Regions from separate parts of the Homo sapiens genome. Here region 1 is linked to region 2. A link is a contact called in ENCODE POLR2A ChIA-PET data. All regions are on one chromosome and are shown on one strand. The core of a region is the stretch at or near the end of the contact, and the rest is flanking DNA. Distances in the headings are between cores, read along the strand shown.

Region 1 (4,358 bases), core at 1,002-3,501, 76 kb after region 2:
TAATAGTGAGGTTCCTTCAGACTTGGAGACTTTCTTACCCTGTTATGGGTCACCTTTGCCATAGGGCTTTTTTGACCCCTGCTCTTCTGGAAATGCTATCAATTTCTTTGTTTAAATGCTAATGTCCAGGCTGGGCACAGTGGCTCATGCCTGTAATTCCAGCAGTTTGGGAGGCCGAGGCGGGTGGATCACTTGAGGTCGGGAGTTCAAGACCAGCCTGGCCAACGTGGCGAAACCCCATCTCTACAAAAAATACAAAAATTAGCCGGGCATGATGGTGGGCACCTGTAATCCCAGCTATTCAGGAGGCTGAGGCAGGAGAATCACTTGAACCCAGGAAGCAGAGGTTGCAGTGAGCTGAGATTGTGCCACTGCACTCCAGCCTGGGTGATAGAGCGAGACCCTGTCTCAAAAAAACCAAACCAAAACAAAACAAACAAACAAACAAACAAACAAAAACACACACACACCAACTATATGTCCAACCTGCCAGAGGACCAACCTTTTCTTATAGCTATGCAAGGCCTCAGTCATCTCTGGAACTTTTCATATCTTTTCCATCATTATATGTTAGCTTTGGACATGAGGTTTTACTTTTATGTTGTAGGAGAAAACACTAGTATAAAGAACTGTAATACTAAAAATAATCTAAGTTCCTTCTTCTTAGGGTAGGCAGTCTAGAAATCCTTGTTGAAGCGTTTTCAGTGGTATTATAGGATTTGTTTTGAAGAAGGTCAGATCTCACTGGCTGGGGAGTCAGGGGCTATAGGATCTCATTCTGGTTCTGCCACTAGTTACTTGGGTGATCTCTGGGCAAGTCACTTAGACTTTAGTCCTCTCCTATGTCTCAGAAATAAAAAAGGTTGCAAATTGGGAACACCTAGGCTACATTTGGCCCACAGAAACACTTAGTTTGCCTGTAACAGTATTTAAATGAGTTGATAATTTAGTTGGGAAACTTTACATAAGAACATAGGTTTTTACTTTCCCTTGAGAAATCAGAAGATCTGGCCACAGGAGTGGCCATTCCTATTCATTTGGTAGTAGCTACCCCCTTTAACAGGGAAGGGGCTCTCCAGGGCTCCAGTGACTCCATCAATTCCTATTGCCCTTTTGGTTTGCCCTAAACAGAGACAAAATACCAACTGCTATTTGTCAATGTACTTGTTCTCAGCAATATTAAAAATATTTAACTACGAAGGAATGGGAACTGACTGATTGGAATGGACACTGACTTTTGTGCTAGAGCAGCTCCTGGATGCTCCCCACTCTGCTCCAATTGGTCATGGGGAGGTCCAAGAACTCTTGGAAGAGAAGCTGAGGATGAGCCTCACTCGGTGAGCTTAGAGCACCATCTCTACATGAGTTGGTAAGGACCATCCCAATCTCAGGTGCGCACCATCTGAATGTCAGCCCTGCCAAAACTGTTTTTTTTTTCAAAGTGGAGATAGATATTTCCATACCCATGGCTCTTATTGAAAACAAGAAAATGAAATAAAAATAGAAAAAAAAAGCAGAACGATTTTTCGTGCTCTGGCTTGCTTTGTTCATTTATGAACTGGCCTCTATAAACATCTGAGTTTGATTTCCTGGTACTAACCAACCTAAAACTCTCTTCCAGCTTAAGCATAAGGAGCCTCTAATTTTATCCATTTTATAAATGGAGTGAAAATTTTGCAAAACATGTTGAAGAGAGGGCATTATACAGAATTTATATAAGATCTAAACCACTGATCGAAATAATAAATCACCAATAAATTATCTCTGTTTTCTTATCAAGCTTTTCAATTTTAAAAGCACTTTGATGTTCTTTTTCTTTTTTTCATTTTTCATTTAGCTGTGGCTATTTTTCAAATGGAATTAATGACCAAAAGCTAGCCTTATTCTCTAATTACAGTAAGAGACACTAGACAGGAGTTGTTCCAGACACTGACCCATCTTGGCTCAGGGAGAGGCTCTGGGCGGTTTTACTGTGTGCTGGCTTAGTACCTGGGGCCAGGAAACATCTGTTATAACATGTGGTCCAGCGGGTGCCCTGCTTAATTATAAAATGGCATTGCAGTGTCCCTTTGAGTTGGCTGGCTGTAGCTTCTAATGCTATGCTATCAAGCAAAATGTAATTCTTGATGTCCTGTGAACTGAACCTCTAACTCAAGTGTTGAATCACTCAGAGAAGAATAAAAAAAGTTAAACCTTTGCCCTCAGGAAAAAGGTATAGGGAAAGACAAAACAAAGAAATGCTTTCTAACAGCAACTGAGAAGCTTAGATATGAGCAAGCATCCCTTATACAGGGAACGGTGGTGGGGGGTGGGGACTGATTCCAGAATGACTCACACTTCTAGAATGAGCTGTTTATATAGCGTTTCCTCCTCTTCATTCCAGGGATCCTGTTAGGAAGGTCAGGGACAATGACAATCAAGAAGCAAAGGGAACACTGGAGAAGGGTGGTGGGAATGCTTGGAACACCAAAAGATTCATTCACCTTGAATAAGAGGACAGATTTCTGTAAAGGGTTATGCAATCAGCTGTGGCCCAGGACCTAACAATTTATTGTTGGAACATGTACACCTGGGAATTCTTTTTACAGTGGTGTGAATCTCTTATTAGCATTTATGAGAACTTACCTTCCCAAATCCTCTTATATGCAGATGGGAGTATAGAGCCCATTGCCAGCAGTGTCTGCTTAGGAATATCTTTTGTCTTATAGCCTGTTGTAATCACTTCCAGACCAGTGGTATATTTATGATTTACATCATGTTACAGAGGAATAAGTCTTAAGGATTCTTTTCTCTAAATCTTTTTGAATTATTGTTTTAGACTCATTGCCAGGTTTTTTTTTAAAGGGGGAAGTTGATGAACTTTTAAATATGTCATTACATGCTCCAAAATGGCAACTCTTTGTTCTTTTACAGTTTCTTGTAGAAAGACATTTAAAGGGCTGTGTGTGTCCACATGAGTGTGTGTGTGTGTGTGTGTGTGTGTGTGTGTGTGTGGTGTTTAGAAACAGGTAGATAAAGAAAATGAGTGAAAAGGAACACCTGAAGTTCATATTTTGTGTTTTTGTTGGAATAAGATTTGGCAGGTTTGGGGGAATCTTATCTAACATTTGGGGAGAGTTTAGGAAGGGCAGATCCACATTCATTTTAATTATGTTTCAATCACCAGGGGCAGCAACTGAAGGGTTAAGCCCTAAAGCAAGGAAATATCTCTAAGTCAGAAAACAAAGGGAAACTTGCATATTTCTGAAGATGACATCGGATCAGCTTGTGGATTTCAAGCAATTATGCGATGTGATGATTCCCACTGAGTATGCGTTAGTTGGAATACTGTTCTTTTTATTTCTCCATGTCCTGGGGTTGTACACTGAAAGAGCCCTGTTCAACTTCGAATGTCAGGGTTTTGAAGGCAAAATTATAGTAAAATATGTTTTAAAACAGTGGGGCCTTATATGAGTGAATATAACATTTTCCAAGGCTTTCAAAAATCCTTTTGTTAAAAATACGGTTCTTATTTTGTTTCTTCTTTCCTTTCTTTCTTTTTAAATTATTTTCTTTTATTCAGGCTTTTGCCTCCCCTCCTTCCCAAAGAAAAGAAGAGAGAAGTTTCAAAGGATATCTATAACCCAGTCTACATTTAGGGCCTGGGGACACATAATGGAGTTATTTTAAATGGGACACCCCACATGGAAAATAAGTGAGAAAAGTTCATCTGTGTCTGTTACTTCAGTACCAGCAGCAATGGTGACAGTCATAGTATCTCAGTAAATGTCCCCTAGAGTCATCTTGTGAGAAAAATGATTATTAATTGAGGTTTCTGTGAGTTGAGAAATGGGTTGTTTACAAAGGAGAGAAACTTTTTTAGAGTACAAGCAGCTGAAGTCTCAGCTCAGGAGTTGCTCTAAAAGAAGAAATGTCTTTTAAAAATTGAATTAATTAAAAACAAAGCCAGGCACAGAGGCTCACGCCTGTAGTCCCAGCACTTTGTGAGGCTGAAGCGGGTGGATCACTTGCGGTCGGGAGTTCGAGACCAGCCTGGCCAACATGGTGAAACCCTGTCTCTACTAAAAATACAAAAATTACACAGCAATGGTGGCATGTGCTTGTAGATCCAGTTACTCAGGAAGCTGAGGCAGGAAAATCACTTGAATCAGGGAGGCAGAGGTTGCAGTGAGACAAGATTGCGCCACTGCACTCCAGCCTGGGCAACAGAGCTAGACTCTGTCTCAAAATAAATAAATAAATAAATAAATAAAGGAATTAATTAAAAACAAAACAAAAAGCAGGCATAGCAAAAGGCATAGTTTAGGAATGATGATGAATGAATGTCACGTTTATTTTATTACATGCTATGCTTCCTC
Region 2 (4,118 bases), core at 1,055-3,554:
ACGCTCCCACTTTAAGTGAACATCAACTTTAAATCATAAGTGTAAGCAAAGCTTTTCAAATACATTAGAAAGACATCATATCAAATCTTTCTGCCATCAACAGCAATCCCAGTTTACATATGTTTAAAAACTGTGGCTGCACTTTGTTTCATGTATATGATTTTCGAGTTTTGTGTATCCCATGAACAGAACTGCTACTAAACACCAGTGTGTTATCAAAAAGAAAAGGAATGCCACAGATTATTAAAAATTATGTGCCAGAATCCAAACAAGCTAATCAATGTACTGATCCTGCTTTCCGTACACCCTAGTTACCCTTTAACTAATGGACAAACAGTGAAATAACTTTTCCTATTAACTCCTGGCTAGAACCCCTAGGTACGTGATACACTTATTATAAAGTGCTCCATATAAGAATATGATGCCTTTTTACCCTACGTCAATGTGACACGTGATTTAAATTTTCCTAGTAGGGATTGTGGATATGAGCTAATCTCTCCACTTTCCAAACCTCCTGTGCAAAGTGAGGGGTGCAGTTCAGTGGCCGTAGGGAAACAAGCACCGAAACTAGTTCCTCCAAGGACCTCCATGGACACAACCAACCAGAGCTACTGAAGTCAAACACGGTGATCCCAAATCACAGTTTCGTAAGAAGTAAATGTTGTAACCATTCTCCACTTGGCTTCCAGTTGTTCTTAGCAAAAGTGAAGTCAATTTCAGTAATAAATGTTAACTTATTTCCTACGGAGCTCATTTAATTATTTAATTTTCTTAACACGATAGAAAAGGAGGAATGGGAAAGAGTGACTTAAAGGAGAAAAATTAAATGGCAATAAAATCAAAACAATTCATGCAACTGATTAAACGGTTTGAGGTTTTGACTCAACTAAGGGTCATTTTTAAATATGATACTTTCGGACTTTAAAAAGAGTCTGAAAACCAGCAGCATGCTTTTTTAAGGACAATCCAGTTGGCCGGGCGCGGTGGCTCATGCCTGTAATCCCAGCACTTTGGGAGGCCCAAGGCGGGCAGATCACGAGGTCAGGAGATGGAGATCATCCTGGCTAACACTGTGAAACCCCGTCTCTACTAAACATACAAAAAAAAAACTCAGCCGGGCGTGGGGAAGGGCGCCTGTAGTCCCAGCTACTCGGCAAGCTGAGGCAGGAGAATGGCGTGAACCCGGGAGGCGGAGCTTACAGTGAGCCGAGATTGCGCCACTGCACTCCAGCCTGGGCTACCCAGCCAGACTCCTTCTCAAAAAACAAACAAACAAACAAACAAACAAACAAAGCACTATCCCATCTAGCCACATCATCATCACTTCTGCCGAAACAAATCTAAAACGTAAGTGTAGTTCTCCCAAATGGTGGCAATTTAATTTTTTTGTACATGACAGTTTTACACTTTTATTGGAGTGCAGTGAATTACGAGTACTTGATAGGACACCCTTTACCCACACCAAAATTGAGTTATTTATTCAGAGAGCCACTAATAAAATTATTTGATTCCTTCCCTTCAAATATACCTAGATTGATCAATAAATTTAGTCTCTGGTAAATCTGAGACAAAAAGGCTTCTAAAACCATACAATCATTCTAATTTAAATGGGTTTTAAAACTACACACAACTAGCTAACTTCATGTGCCTACACAAAGAGTTTTCACTAACAAATATTCACGCGCACTACAGTGAGCAGGACTTCGATTTCCTCTTTGGTATGTCTTGTTACCTGAGATAAATATGAACTAAATGATGACCCTCTGCTTCATATCCAGTCATTCCTTTTTTTCACTACTGGATAGTCTCCCTGGCAGTCTACATTATGCTATTTTCCTTCATATATAGTAGTAATTGCTATTATTAACATTATTGCTTTTACTTACATGAATTATTTCATTTAATCCTAAAGCAACACAGTGAAGTAGGCATTTTAATCCTCGATTTACAGAACAGAAAAGCAAAGCACATGGAGCTGAAGTGACTTGACCAAGGTCACAAAGCAGATAAATGGCAGAGCCAAGACTAGAACCCCAAATGTCAAATTCTATGCACATGATTTTTGTTACAAAATGAATGTTTGGGTCTTCCCCAAATTCCTACGTTGAAATCCTAACCCCCAATCTGATGGTATTAGGAGGTGGGGCCTTTGGGAGATAATTAGGTCATGAGATTGGAGCTTTCATAAACAGGATTAGTGCCCTTATAAAAGAGATCCCAGAGAGCTCTCACTCTTTTGCTGCATGTACGGAAACAAGGAGAAGTTGGCACTCTGCCACCCGGAAGAGAGCCCTCGCTGGAACTTGACTATGCTGGCACTCTGCTCCTGGGCTTCCAGCCTCCAGAACTGGGAGAAATAAGCTTTAGTGTCTGTAAGTCACACAGTTTATGTTATTTTGTTATAGTAGCCTGAACTAAGACATTTTCTGTGCTCTACAAAAATGGAAAAGGCAGAAGGGGGATATGCTGAACGTCTTAAGCAATTCAAAATTCAAAGGATGACAGAATACTTTAATTTGCACATTATTTACTCTTCAGTCTAAGAATAAGCCATCTTTCTTAAGTAATTCCTGCAAGATCTAAGCCCCGCCTTTCTCTTTTTCTTCTAACTTCACTTCTTCAACTCCCTACAACACGTGTGTGCATGCGCACACCCCCTGCTCCCTGCCCACACACACACCCAAGTTGGATAACACACAAGTTGGACTAGAAACTTTAACTCAACAGGTGAGATCACCTTAAAATTCTTTCGATGTAGGAACTGAGGTAGACGTCTGGAGAAAACTAAAGAGATTTTTAAATCCTCTGGGCTGGCTGCTGTTCTCATATCACAGTCTCACTGTCATCTGACCCCTTAGCCCACCAACCACATCTAAAGCCAACTCCACATTGGCGCTGCCCCTGAGGATGCTAATGAACCGGCAGAAAGGCAAAAGAGATATTTTCTATTCTAGACTAGTTTTTACAGGAGAAGAGAGAAAAACTGAGGCCATGGACTAAAATGAGATTCAGAGCACTTCATTCAACCTTCCTCCTTTGACCCCTATGATTCTGGATTATCAACATGATTCATTCTGAAAAGCATTTAAATTCCTTGATCTTGTGAACATTCCTGGGGGAAAAACAGTTTAAAACACAACAGTAACAAACAAACAAACAAACCAGAAAGAAAAGAAAGCCTCTCACCTGCTATTTTCAGATATTTTCTAGATGGGAATGCAGAAATCTACTGCTTTTTTCCCAGGTTCTAGCGCCTGTAGCACATTGTCTCTCATCTGTCAGTGTATCTACACACATGTATAAACAGTACGCAACACGCAAGTAAGGAAATGTACATTTTAACTTAAACTTCCTTTTTTCCTCTAATAATTTAAAAATAAAATGTAACAGCTTGGATTTTAAATATTTAATCTGGCAAATATAGGAAAATCATGAACTATAATGTCATATTTGGCAAAGAAGAGTTTGGTAGGATAAAAATATCTGTGTTTTAACATTTTAGAAGGCTTTTCCAGTATTTTAAAAATAAAATTATTTCACTGCTTCAGAAGAGAAGAACGGAGGTAAAATTCGCTATTTTTGCACATGAGGTTTTCATGAAGAGTAGAAAAAAAACAATTTTTATATTCATTAAAATAAATAGTTATTTTTACATGCTGGCAAAAGTCCCCACAGAAATAAAATCTTCATATTTACTAATGGTTCTCTACTATGTCATGAAATTTAGCTATTTAAGTCACAAAAGATAGGATTCCCTTAAAACTATAACATAAGATGGTATATATAAAGTTACAACATTAACTCATTTGTAAAGAAAAAAATGTTGGTTTTACCCTACATGTTTAGTATACAGATTTTTTCAGTACTAGTCAAAGATTTATAGTGTTAAGTTCAAAAGTCAGTTGTTTTCACATCGGTAACCAACAGCATAACTAAATTTCCCACTTTTACCTCATATTATGACAATAAAATATTTTTATCGTAGCAGCTGAAAATGCTGAAAAGTAATTATTAAAGAAACCATAAATATAAAAAGCTGAAAAGTCAACCTCAGACGAGTGTGGAAAAGGAAATTGTGATATGTACCATCATAAAACAGAGAAACTGAAAATCTAAGC

Evidence for each region. ChIA-PET counts read pairs that join two places held with the same protein, here RNA polymerase II (POLR2A).
Region 1: POLR2A ChIA-PET joins it to region 2 with 11 read pairs in OCI-LY7. The contact joins two enhancer-like sites. POLR2A ChIA-PET finds 5 or more read pairs at or near these places in 2 of 52 experiments (AG04450 and OCI-LY7).

What each region holds. Positions count from the first base shown.
Region 1 is chr9:14,370,685-14,375,042 of GRCh38, forward strand. It overlaps a transcript of NFIB not described here. Among named protein-coding and RNA genes, the nearest start is that of NFIB-AS1, 56 kb to the left of the region's middle. Within about 2 kb of position 2,252, at least 9 of the 41 ENCODE cell types and tissues checked have a DNase peak (open chromatin) inside an H3K27ac peak, as active enhancers do.
Region 2 is chr9:14,294,372-14,298,489 of GRCh38, forward strand. All of the region lies in intron 2 of NFIB (nuclear factor I B), which reads right to left. Among named protein-coding and RNA genes, the nearest start is that of NFIB, 18 kb to the right of the region's middle. Within about 2 kb of position 2,305, at least 8 of the 41 ENCODE cell types and tissues checked have a DNase peak (open chromatin) inside an H3K27ac peak, as active enhancers do.